Regions from separate parts of the Homo sapiens genome. Here region 2 is linked to region 1. Evidence: chromatin contacts called from ENCODE Hi-C or POLR2A ChIA-PET data. All regions are on one chromosome and are shown on one strand. The core of a region is the stretch at or near the end of the contact, and the rest is flanking DNA. Distances in the headings are between cores, read along the strand shown. Region 1 has its middle 35 kb from the start of PDGFA. Region 2 overlaps PRKAR1B (protein kinase cAMP-dependent type I regulatory subunit beta).

The links. A loop is a pair of places that touch in the nucleus more often than their neighbours do. ChIA-PET counts read pairs that join two places held with the same protein, here RNA polymerase II (POLR2A).
Region 2: a map of endothelial cell of hepatic sinusoid shows a loop between it and region 1 (10-fold over the local background). The contact joins two enhancer-like sites. A Hi-C loop is called at or near these places in 1 of 168 maps with a recorded cell type or tissue (endothelial cell of hepatic sinusoid). POLR2A ChIA-PET finds 5 or more read pairs at or near these places in 2 of 52 experiments (H1 and activated T-cell).

Annotation. Positions count from the first base shown.
Region 1 is chr7:481,813-487,916 of GRCh38, forward strand. No RefSeq gene overlaps it. Among named protein-coding and RNA genes, the nearest start is that of PDGFA, 35 kb to the right of the region's middle. Within about 2 kb of position 3,844, at least 2 of the 41 ENCODE cell types and tissues checked have a DNase peak (open chromatin) inside an H3K27ac peak, as active enhancers do.
Region 2 is chr7:661,713-667,816 of GRCh38, forward strand. The region is part of intron 4 of PRKAR1B (protein kinase cAMP-dependent type I regulatory subunit beta); the gene reads right to left. Among named protein-coding and RNA genes, the nearest start is that of PRKAR1B-AS1, 62 kb to the left of the region's middle. Within about 2 kb of position 3,782, at least 12 of the 41 ENCODE cell types and tissues checked have a DNase peak (open chromatin) inside an H3K27ac peak, as active enhancers do.

The sequences.
Region 1 (6,104 bases), core at 2,594-5,093:
GGGAGTCTCCAGAGATCCCACTAGACCAGATCAGGGGCCCTTATGGACCCTCCCCACCCACCTGAGAGGCAGAATAGCCTAGAGATTAAAAACTCAGAAGGGCCAAGTTCACATTCTGACTCCTCCACTTACAAGATTTGGTGTAAGATCCTTCCTGAGCCTGTGCCTCAACTTCTCCATTTTTGAAGCATAGGTCTCTGGCAGCACCTACCCATGGGTGGTTGTGAGAATTAAAACCTAAAGCATCTAACACCCCATCTGCCCCCAAGCAGCACTAGTCACTGCTGTCATTTCCTTCAGGCACTTACTTCAGTCTACGATTATGTTCCTTTTTGTGTATGATTAATGTCTAAATTTCCCTCTTAATGGTTAGCTCCAGGAAGGCAAGAAATTCATGGTGTCTGGCAGAGTGACAGGTCCCTGTTAGGTGCTCAAGAACTTATGTTGTATGGATGGATGGATGGATGGATGGATGGATGGATGGATGGTTGGATGGAGGACAGTTGGATGGATAGATGGATGGATAGATGGATGAATGGGTGGATGGATGGATGGATAGGTGGATTGGTGGATAGTTGTATGAATAATAGACGGCTGAACAGATTGATGGTTGGATAAACGGATGGGTGAATGGGTAGGCAAGTGGGTGGATAGTTGGATGGATGATAGATTGTTAGATAGATGAATGAATGGATGAGTGGATGGAAGGGTGAAAGGGTAAGTAGATGATGGGTAGATGGATGTGTAGGTGAGTGAGTGGATAATTGGATGGACAGATAAATAGGTGGATGGATGGATGGATCAGTAGATAGTTGGATGAATGATTGATGGTTGGAACAGTTGGGTGGATGGGTAGGTGTGTTGATAGTTGGATGGATGATAGATGGTTGGATGGATTGATGGATGGAAGGATGGATGGATGGATGGATGGATGGATGTGTGAATGGATGGATGGGTAAGTGAATGAATGGGTGGATAGTTTGATGGATGGATAGATGATAGATGGATGGATGGTTGAACACATGACTGACTGGATGGAGGGATGGATGGATGGATGGGTAGATCAGTGGATAGTTGAATGAATGATAGATGGTTGGACAGATGGGTGGATGGGTGGGTGGGTGGATACTTGGATGGATGATAGATGGTTGGTTGGACTGATAGATGATGGATGGATGGATGGATGGATGGATGGATGTGTGAGTGAATGGATGGGTAAGTGATGAATGGGTGGATAGTTCGATGGATGGATAGAAGATGGATGGATGGTTGGACACATGACTGGATGGATGGATGGACGGATAGTTGGATGGATGGATAGATAGAGAGATAGATAGATGGATAAGTGGATGGGTGGATGAGAGGATCTAGTACCAGGGGGATGGCTCCACCTTGATATCCAACTGAGGCCCCTGCCAATGGGTCCATCCTGATTTTGAGGAAGAACTTTGGCGGGGACCTGGGCCAGTCCTTGGCCCCCCCACCCGTGGGATATTGGGCGGGCGGGGATAAAGGGACAGCCTCGGTATCATGGACAAAGGGGCTGCACAACATGGGTGGGATGGGAAGACTGGCGGTGAAATACGCGGGTATGGGTTAAAAAATGGATGGATGGATGGATGGATGGATGGATGGATGAGTGGATGGATGGATGGATGGATGGATGGATGGATGGATGAGTGGATGGATGGATGACAGGAACTAGGACCAGGGGGATGGCTCCACCTTGATGTCCAACTGAGGCCCCTGCAATGCGCACCATCTGATTTGAGGAAGTATCTCTGCTGGAACTGGCCAGTACTTGCCCCCTCACTGTGGAATTTGGGCTGAGCCTGGAAAGCTGCTCCAAGCTATTTGCAAAGGGGTTTCCAGCCTTGGATCCCTAAAGGCTGCCAGAGAGAGGCTCCTGTGGTTCCCTGGGACAAGGAGACCTCCTTCATCCTCCATGCCTGTTTCTCAGACAGTGAAGACAAGGCACAAATGTGTGCTTTGGAGGTGGCTGAGGGGCTCAGACACTGCAGTGTGCAGGCGCCTGCCAGGCCTGATGTGGTGATGCTCGCTCAGGGCCTCTAGGGCAACCCAGGGTCATGTTTGATTTGACGAAGGGGTTAAGTGCGCTGCTCTTTAAAAGCCGGAACACAGACAATGTGAAGCTTCCTCCCTCAGACCCACCACATTGGTGGGCTTTACTTCAGCCCTAGGGACTCCTTCTGTCCCCTCACCCCTCTCAACTCCAACCCCCCCTCCCCAGACTGCAGAGAGGGGCCGGTTCTTGCCAGAGTCGCTCTTAGCCGTTTTGTGAAAAATCCATTTATTGTCTTCATTGCTTGGGAAGTTATAATCTTGAGGCTGCAGCTTCCTAAGGCGTTGCCATGGAGATGAATTTTCTGTCATAAATAAAAGTATTCTGGGGTCAGGAGATCTCAAGCATAACTAGGACAGATTTTGAGGGGGAAAATGCAAGAATTTCAGAAGCACATGAGATGATTTGGGCTGCCTTTTCCGGAGGGTGTTTTTTAGGCTGTCCTGAATTTGGCCTCTAGATGTGGGACCGTCCCTCTGCCGTACCCCCAACCCCGTTCCCCCAAGCCGACACTGTGTCTGCCTGCCCCTCCCCTCCTCCACCTGCTCAGGGCCAGAGCCTTGGGGGACCTGGTTTGGAAATCCAGGTTGGGGTGACGTCTGGGGTCACCCAAAGACGGGCTGGCTCCCAGTGTGTCCTCAGACAAGCCTTTCTGTCCCTGGCCCTAGACCCTGCCTGGGTGAGGGCCTCATTCACTCAGCCTAGGATTTTTGGAACATTCCTCACACGCCTCCTACGGGCCAGGGCTCACTCAGGTATTTCCCCTTGGGCTTGGGGCAGGCAGGGGGACACTCCCACTCCCGCATGACCCCTGCTTCCGAGGGCCCTGACCCCACCCCCACTCTTGCTCACTTCCCACCAGCCCCCATGGACATTAGCTTTAGGGATTTCCTTTTGTTCAGGGTCGCTGCAGGTCTGTGTTCGAGAAGGTGGGGGAGGCGGGACTGGAGCCCGGGAGGAAGGTATGCAGGGCTGAGGGGCCTCTGGAAGCCACCCAAGCCGACAGCCTCCGCCAGCAGTCAAGGGCTGTTTGCCAACCCCCATGCACCCCCTCATTAGGTAAACACAGAGTCCTCCATCAGCACAGGGCCCCAGAGCCATCCCTTGCACAGAGGCCCCAGGGTCCCCCGCGCTCGAGGGCCCCCCATGACCCTGGGACTGGGACTGCGGCACCCTGGGCCTCTCCTCCCAGCCCCGAGGCTCTCACTGGAGGACCCATCTTCCAAGGCTGCCACAATCCCAGGAGGCGGCTCCAGCCCCAGTAGCTCCAAAAAAACGAATGGAGAGGTGAGGAGGGAGAGAACAAAAGAAAGGAGGGAATGAAGGAGGGAGGAGGCTACGGGGTGAACCCTTTGCAGTTTGGACCTCAGACTGTGGTCCCCTCACCTACCTCCCCGGACAGCACCACCCTCCCTTCCCACCTTTGATGGGTCCCTGTCCCAGGAGAAAGCCCATAGAGACATCACACGGGAAGATCCTGCAGGAAGCCCTTCCTCCCTTGCAAACACTCGCAAAAAACGGCCCTTGATCATGGAGAAACAGGCTTCCAGGGCCCCCAGGGGCTGGGGTCCACGGTTGCAGGCCAGCAAGCCACAGCTCCCAGGCTGGGGCTCTAGTGAGTCTAGCCTCCCCAAGACCCACTTCTGCCAGGGGTTCTCTGCCTCCTGATAAATAACTGTGACACTATCTGCCCACATCCCTTGCTGAGCAGCAAAATCAACACAGGACAGGCTGTGACTCGCCAGGCCACGAGGAGCTGCAGGACGTACACACTGCATCGCCATCTGTGGGGCTTGGACAGCCACAGGAGGGACATGGCCCCAGAAGCCTGGCAGGGCATCCCACTGCGAGGGCCCCTCAGTGCCAGCTCTCGTGGCCTCTCACCAAGTCTGGCCCCAGCCCAGCTTTCCATCGCCACAAGCTTGTGCAGTCCACACCCGCCACCAAGAAGGGCGCTGGGGGTTGGGGCCAATGCCAGGTGGGGCAGGGAGGGGACGCTGTGGGAGGGAGGGGTGGCTGAACAGGATAAGGGCCCTGGAATGCACGGCTCCACCCCTGGATGGCTGTGTCCTCGTCCACAGAACAGGGACAGGGCCGCAGAAGGGCACTGTCAGGAGGCGGGATCCCTGTACCCTGATGACTCCCGGGAAGCGGCAGAAATCACGGTCATGAAGGATTCGTAACCGGGGCAGGGCTCTTCTCAGAGCGGGAGAAACAGACAGCGTCCAAGGAGCACCCCACACTGTCCCAGCTGATAAATGAACACAGCTGCAGACCATAGCAGGGTCCTCAGTGAGTCCGAGCTCTCCTGACTCCGCGTCGGACTGAAGCATCCTCGAGGGTGTCTATATGAGCCTGTGTGTGAGCTTGTGTGTGAATGTGTGCGTGCCTGTGTGTGAATGTGTGTGCCCGTGTGAGCCTATGTGAGCCTGCATGTGAATGTGTATGCCTGTGTGTGAATGCATGTGCTTGTGTGTGAGGCGCGCTTGTGTGTGAGGCATGTGAATATGTGAGCCTGCATGTGCCTGCATGAGCCTGCGTGTGCCTGCGTGAGCCTGCGTGTGACTGTGTATGCCTGTGTGAGCATGTGTGTGCGTGTGACTCCATGAGCCTGTGTGTGAATGTGTGAGCCTGCATGTGAATGCGTGTGCCTACGTGAGAATGCGTGAGCCTGTGTGTGAATGTGTGTCCCTGTGTGTGGACCTGCACGTGAGTGAGTGTGCCTGCATGTGAATGCGTGTGAATGCATGAGCCTGTGTGTGAATGTGTGAACCTGTATGTGAATGTGTGTGCCTGTACGTGAATGTGTGTGGTGCTCCATGTGTTTTTGTGTCTATGTGTTTGTCTCTGTGTGGCTGTAACTTTCTGTGACTCTCCAAAAACCCTGATTCAAAACCAAAGACACCACAGGAAAAGAGGACTACAGAACAATTTCCCACTTAAGCATGGACACAAAAATCCTTAACAAATGATTAACAAGTAGAATCAATATAAAAAGAAACGTATTTAATGACCAAGGTGGGTTAATCTCAGGAATGCAAGGTTAATGTAGCATTTGAAAAACTAATCAATGTAATTCACAATAATAGAATTATGTAAAAAAAAATCACATGGTAATTTTAACAGATGCAGAAACCATACAATGAAATGCAATAGATGCAAAAAAAATGGACACAATTCAACAACTTTTCATGATTTAAGAAAAACAAAAAACCCTCTCAGAAAACTAATAGGAGAAGCAAACCTCCTCAACTTCATTAAAGGCATCTACAAAACAGCTACAGCTAACATCTTACTCAATGTTGAAAGGCTCATTGCTTTCTAGCTAATAACAGGAATAAAGCAAGATTGCCCATTCTATTGTCACTTCTATTTGTTCTGGAGGTCCCAGCCAGTACAACAAGGCAAGAAAAAGAAATAAAAGGCATACAGAATGCAAAAGAAGAAATACAACAGTTCTTATTTCCAGATAACATGATCATGTATGTAGAAAACTCAAAGGAATTTCAAAAGAATTCTACTAAAACTAATAAGTGAATTTAGCAAGGTTGCAGGATCTAAGGACGATATACAAAAACAAATTGAAATTGAACAACTAGACCAAAGATCAACCAGCAAGTAGAAGACCTGGACAACATCATACACCAACTCGATCTTATGTGCATCTACAGAACACTCCATTCAACCATAAAGGTATACACATTCTTTTTCTTTTGGAGATGGAGTCTCGCTCTGTCACCCAGGCTGGAGTGCAGTGGTGCAATCTCAGCTCACTGCAGCCTCCACCTCCCGGGTTCAAGCGATTCTCGTGCCTCAGCCTCCTGAGTAGCTGAGATTACAGGCATGCCCAACCATGCCCGGCTAATTTTTGTATTTTTAGTAGAGACAGGGTTTCACCATGTTGGCCAGGCTGGTTTCAAACTCCTGACTCAAGTGATCCGCCTGCCTTGGCCTCCCAAAGTGCTGGGATTACAGGTGTGAGCCACTGCGCCCATCCAGAAACACACATTCTTTTCAAGTG
Region 2 (6,104 bases), core at 2,532-5,031, 180 kb after region 1:
GGTCCCCACCCCAACGGATCCAAATACCTACTCTCCCCCGCAAGGCACAGGTCCCTACTCCAACAGGTCCAAATACCTACTCTCCCCCCCATGGCACAGGTCCCCACCCCAACGGGTCCAAATACCTACTCTCCCCCGCAAGGCACAGGTCCCTACTCCAACAGGTCCAAATACCTACTCTCCCCCCCATGGCACAGGTCCCCACCCCAACGGGTCCAAATACCTACTCTTCCCCTCCATGGCACAGGTCCCCACCCCAACGGGTCCAAATACCTACTCTCCCCCACATGGCACAGGTCCCCACCCCAACGGATCCAAATACCTACTCTCCCCCCCATGGCACAGGTCCCCACCCCAACGGGTCCAAATACCTACTCTCCCCCCCATGGCACAGGTCCCCACCCCAGTGGGTCCAAATACTTACTCTTTCCCTCCATGGCACAGGTCCACACCCCAACAGATCCAAATACCTACTCTCCCCCCCATGGCACAGGTCCCCACCCCAACGGGTCCAAATACCTACTCTCCCCCACATGGCACAGGTCCCCCACCCCAACGGGTCCAAATACCTACTCTCCCCCGCAAGGCACAGGTCCCTACTCCAACAGGTCCAAATACCTACTCTCCCCCCCATGGCACAGGTCCCCACCCCAACGGGTCCAAATACCTACTCTTCCCTCCATGGCACAGGTCCCCATCCCAACGGGTCCAAATACCTACTCTCCCCCCAGTGCCACAAGTTCCCCACCCCAACGGGTCCAAATACCTACTCTCCCCCCCATGCCACAGGTCCCCACCCCAACAGATCCAAATACCTACTCTCCACCCAGTGGCACAGGTCCCCACCCCAACAGATGCAATTACCTACTCTCCCCCCCATAGCACAAGTCCCCACCCCAACAGATCCAAACACCTACTCTCCCCGCCATGCCACAGGTCCCCACTCCAACAGATCCAAATACCTACTCTCCCCTCAGTGGCACAGGTCCCCACCCCAACAGATCCAAATACCTACTCTCCCCATGCCTGAGCTCCCCTCCAGTCCCACGGGCACCCACAGCAGAGTCTGAGCAAGTCTCCTGGGACACCCTCCAAGCAATGCTGAGTCCTGGGCCCCAGCCTCCAAAGCTCCCCCCACCACCTGGGGCCCAGGCTCTCACCCTCGGAGCGGCCACAGCAGGGGCCTTCCAGAAGCACCACCCTGTTCATCACCCTCTTCCTTCCTAACATTTTCTGATGCTTTCAAACAGACTGAAACCCAGAAAAGATCTAAGAGTGTTCAATGAACAGACAGGACAGAGTCCTGAAAGAGGCCCCAAGACACTCAGGAACTTAGTCCCCCCTCTTCTTTGCCTGGAAAATCCCTTGTGGATGTGGCTGAAGTTTCACTAGGTCTGATGAACAAGGGCCCACCCGCGGGAAGAATCAGTCACTTCCTCAGTGGTCCAGCAGCAACTATCACACCCATGAGACAACCAGACAATAATCCACTTTTTATTGATGTGTGTTTATTTTTACTTATTTTTCTTTTTGAGACAGGGTCTTGCCCTGTCACCCAGGCTGGAGAGAGGAGTGGTGCAATCACAGCTCACCGTAGCTTCAACCTCCCAGCCTCAAGCAATCCTCCCACCTCAGCTTCCTGAGTAGCTGCAACTACAGGTGCATGCCACCATGCCCAGCTAATTTTTTAATTTTTAGGAGGAGGGTAGAGATGGGGTCTTGCTATGCTGCCCAGGCTGGTCTCAAACTCCTGGGCTCAAGCAATCCCCCTGCCTCAGCCTCCCAAAGTGCTGGGATTACAGGCGTGAGCCACCGTGCCCGGCCCATTCACTTTTAAAATACTGGTCCCTACTAGAAAAGAAAAGGCTCTCGGTCAGGAGGGGAGGGGACGGCTGTGTCCCAGGGTCCTGGCCCTACACAGACCGTGGTCAAACCAGGGTGCATGTGGTGGTCTGGGCAGCAGCGGTGGCCCGAAGCAGGTGGCCACAGCTCTCCGTGTGTCAGATCCTCACCTGGAACTTGGGGACAGTGTTACCACGTGCCCTCAGGGCTGCCATCAGGACAGCGAGACAGCACACTCACAGCTCTCAGCCACACACCTGACCCCAAGCAGAACTCAGGGAGCGTGAGTTACAACTGCCTCCCGAATCGGAGTGGCTTCCTCATTCTGCAGGGAGCAGACAGGTGGGCGTGCAGGGCCTGGTCTCAGGAGGGCTGATCTTTCCCACGGAAACCGTGTGACCTGGGCAAGCCCCCCGCTGTCTCTGAGCCTCAGGGTCCCCCCCGACAAGTGGGAACAGGGTCACCAAATTGCTGACAAGATGCTTTGTATTACAAGGAGCCCCATAGGGCCAGGACCAGCTCGACGGTTACATTCCCCTCCATGGAGGGCCCTCCCCACGCAACCTTCCCTTCGCCTGGCCTCTCTCCACAGACCCCCATCCCCAGCCAGCTGGTGAATTCCTCACACCCGCTGGCAGGCGACGGGGCTATTTTTAGTGACCAGGGCTCAAGAATGGAGCCATGCCAGGACCCATGGCGTCCGTCGGAATGTGAAAGCTGGTGCATCCCTCCTTCTGGTCGCTATGTGGTCCCCGACACAGCACAGTGGCCAGTGCTGCACCAGGGCTTAGCCTCAGGCCTGCATGAACACAGCCTCTGCCCTGGCACCCTCCATCTGAAGGACAGCCCCATTCCCTGCCCGGGGCAGTGGGCCTTCCTGCACCTTCTCTGGGCCTCGGGTCCCCATCCACATACTGGGTGCTGGAGGCAGAGGCCACGTGCAGCATCTCAGCCCCCAGGTCTGCAGGGGCTTGTCAGTGACAACAAAACGTGAACTGGCTAGGGGTCAGAAGATGTGGTACCGGAGACCACACACCACCAAATTCCACAAGTTTCAAAATGTTACAGCAGCTGCTGGGTGTGGTGGCTCATGCCTGCAATCCCAACACTATGGGAGGCTGAGGCCAGAGGATCGCTTGAGCCCAGGAGGCTCAAGTCCAGCCTGGGCAACACAGCGAGACTCTGTCTCTACAAAAACTAAAAAAAAAAAATAGCTGGGTGTGGTGGTGCACGCCTGTGGCCCCAGCTAGTCGGGAGGCTGAGGCAGGAGGATCACTTGAGCCCAGGAAGTCGAGGCTGCAGTGAGCCAAGATCGTGCCACTACACTCCAGCCTGAGCAACGGAGCAAGACTGTGTCTCAAAAAAACAAAAACAAAAATCTCAGGGCACCAAACAGCCAGGACCACAGGCAAGATCCACGCAGGCCACGATCACCTGGGGGAAGTGGTAAGAAAGACCTGAGGTTCTTCTCTCCACTCACAAATCAGACAAAGCAAGAGGGCTTGTTGTCACTGTGGTATTAGATAGCGCCAGCCCTGGAGACCCTTTGAAACAGGCTCCACGGAGAGCTGCAACTGCCCCGCAGCTCCAGGCGCAGGCCACGAGACTTGTTATTAGCTGGAAAACGCTAGGCGTGTGGAAAATGACTGTTCTCTTAAAAAGGTTGTTGTCTTTTCCCGGCAGGTTAATGAGCTGTGTGTGCATTCACGGTGGGCAAGTCAGCCCCAAGCAGCCACATCCCAGCCAGGTCAAAGTCCCAGCTTCTACTCCAAGCTGGGTGGCCCGACGCAGCCTGCTTAACCTCTCTCTGCCTCCCCTGCCAAACGGCAGCCTCGGGGGCCACGGGGGAGCTCTAGAAAGACAACATGCCCGAGGCCCATGGCCCAGGGACTGGCCATTGCATACATCATCTGATGCAAGCTTCAAACCCCAGGCTTCAGCCTCCGTTGAATTCAGCTTCTAAAGCCTCCCGGGCTCACGTGGCCCCTGATTTGCTAACCTCAAGGTCTCCTCTGCTGAGATCCAGCTGGGCTTTCTGCAAATGGAAATCAAATTCTTTGCATGTTCAAGCCATTAAGCATCTCCTCGGATGAGGCCCTGCATTTTCCAAAATGCTAATTTTGTTTTTTTAATGTTGCCCGAAAGGGAAGCAGAAAGTCCCAAAGCCCAAGCCAGAATGGGGAGAGGGGGCCGTGAAGGCTCAGAGAAGCCAGGAGACAGCTCCCTTCAGCTGCCCGTGAATTCGGCAGAAGGGCTTGTTTTTCCCATCACCTGAGGATCCGAGCCAGTTTGTGGAAAAACAGACTGCAGAGATACGCGGGTGGGAGGAAGAGAAACAGCGACAGATAACAGACAGCTGCGCAGGCCAGCGGTGCTGCTCAAGCCAGAGGCCTGTTTTAATTAAAGCAGCAGAGAGCTGGAGCCACTGCCAGGAAGGCCGCCTCAAGGGTGAGGTGCCCTCGCCTGTGCCCGTCTGGCAGCTCCAGTAATGAGGTCCCCGCCGGAGGCCCAACGCACAACACAAACACGCACGGTGCCACCCAATTATCACGTTTCTCGGCTCCCAGGAGCTCAGCGATGCTCCCCCTACAGGCGCCCTAATCAGGGAAAGCCGGGAAGGGACCGGGATAGAACCCAAGGGCCTCCACCTCACTCCCCAAGGCCTGGGACACACGCTCCAGGGACAGCCTTCATGGTCCTGGCACATCAGAGAGCTCCGGAACATGCGGGGCTGCTTCCCTGGGACACACGCTCCAGGGACAGCCTTCATGGTCCTGGCACATCAGAGAGCTCCGGAGCACGCGGGGCTGCTTCCTGAGGCTGCTGAGGTCCCTGGCCGAGGCGTAACTGCCCCGGGCACCCCAGGTAGGATGCGGAATCTGCTTCGCTCCAATAGCTGACACAAGGTGAGAAGGCTGCACCTACCACCACCCTGGGGCCTGCCCTGGGAGCTACTCAACTCTGCAGAGGGGCTGTGCAGGTGCCGTCCCAGGGGATAAGGACACCCCACTCCAGCCCCAGCTGGACAATTGCTGTGTGGGTCAGTGCAACAGGCCAAGGCCCCCTCTCACTGGGTCTCAGAGCTCTGTTCAGTACAGTGAGGTGGGGACAAGGTGGCCTCCTAGGGATCTTCCTGCTGACTGTGGGTGCTGGGAGGCCCGGAGCGGCCTATTCACCAACTCAGGCCCAGGGTGGAGCAGAGAATGACTCAAGGCTACCCCAGCCTCTTTCTCAGACCAAGTACTGAGTGGGGCCTGACTGCGGGGTCTGTCTGGATAGCCGGGCCAGCCTCCAAGGGGCAAGGCACCATCCAGAAGAAGTACCTTCATGGACTCCACTGCCACACAGCCAAAGGGCCACAGAAAGATGGTGATGACAATGACCACAACAGTGATGATGATGGCGGTGATGATGATGATGGTGATGATAAAGATGATGATGGCAATGGTGGTGATGAGGATGGTGGTGGTGATGGTGATGATGATAATGATGGTGATGATGACAGTGATGATGGTGATGGTGGGGATGGTGATGATGATGGTGGTGATAACGATGATGATGGCAATGGTGGTGATGAGGATGGTGGTGGTGATGGTGATGATAATGATGGTGATGATGACAGTGATGATGGTGATGGTGGGGATGGTGATGATGGTAATGGTGATGACTATGATGGTGATGATAATGATGGTGGTGATAACAGTACACACATAGATATTCTTGCTTTATATTCTCACAACAACCTCAAAGTAGGTTTTATTATCTTCATTTGACACCTGAGGAAACTGAGGCTCAGAGAATGTTATTACTTATAAATGACATCCACAACTCTCTCCTTCCAAAAGATGTTTTAAACACACCTTAAATTCTGTGGTATCTGAGTGAGATTGTGTGTGCATGACTGTGTGCATAGGCGTGCCTGGGAATAAGACCACTCCAGCCCAACACCTGTGTGATGGGAACTCCTGGTCCTGTCTCACCCCTGAGCTGTCTCCCTGCAGCTGCAGTTCACTACAGGACAGTATGGACCCCGCTCACTGGCAATGCCTAAATCACCCATTCTCAATCTTCCTTCACCATGCAGGCAGGGTAGCGGCAGGTGCAGGTGATGTGTCCTTACAGGGGAGGGAGCACAGGCTTAGGTGCCCAAGAACTCGAGCTCAAACCCTAGCTCTGCTCCTGAGGAGTTGTGGGGCCTTGGACAAGGACAGGGAAGGAAACTGAGGCTGTGAGGTTGACACTATGCCTCTCACAGATCCTGT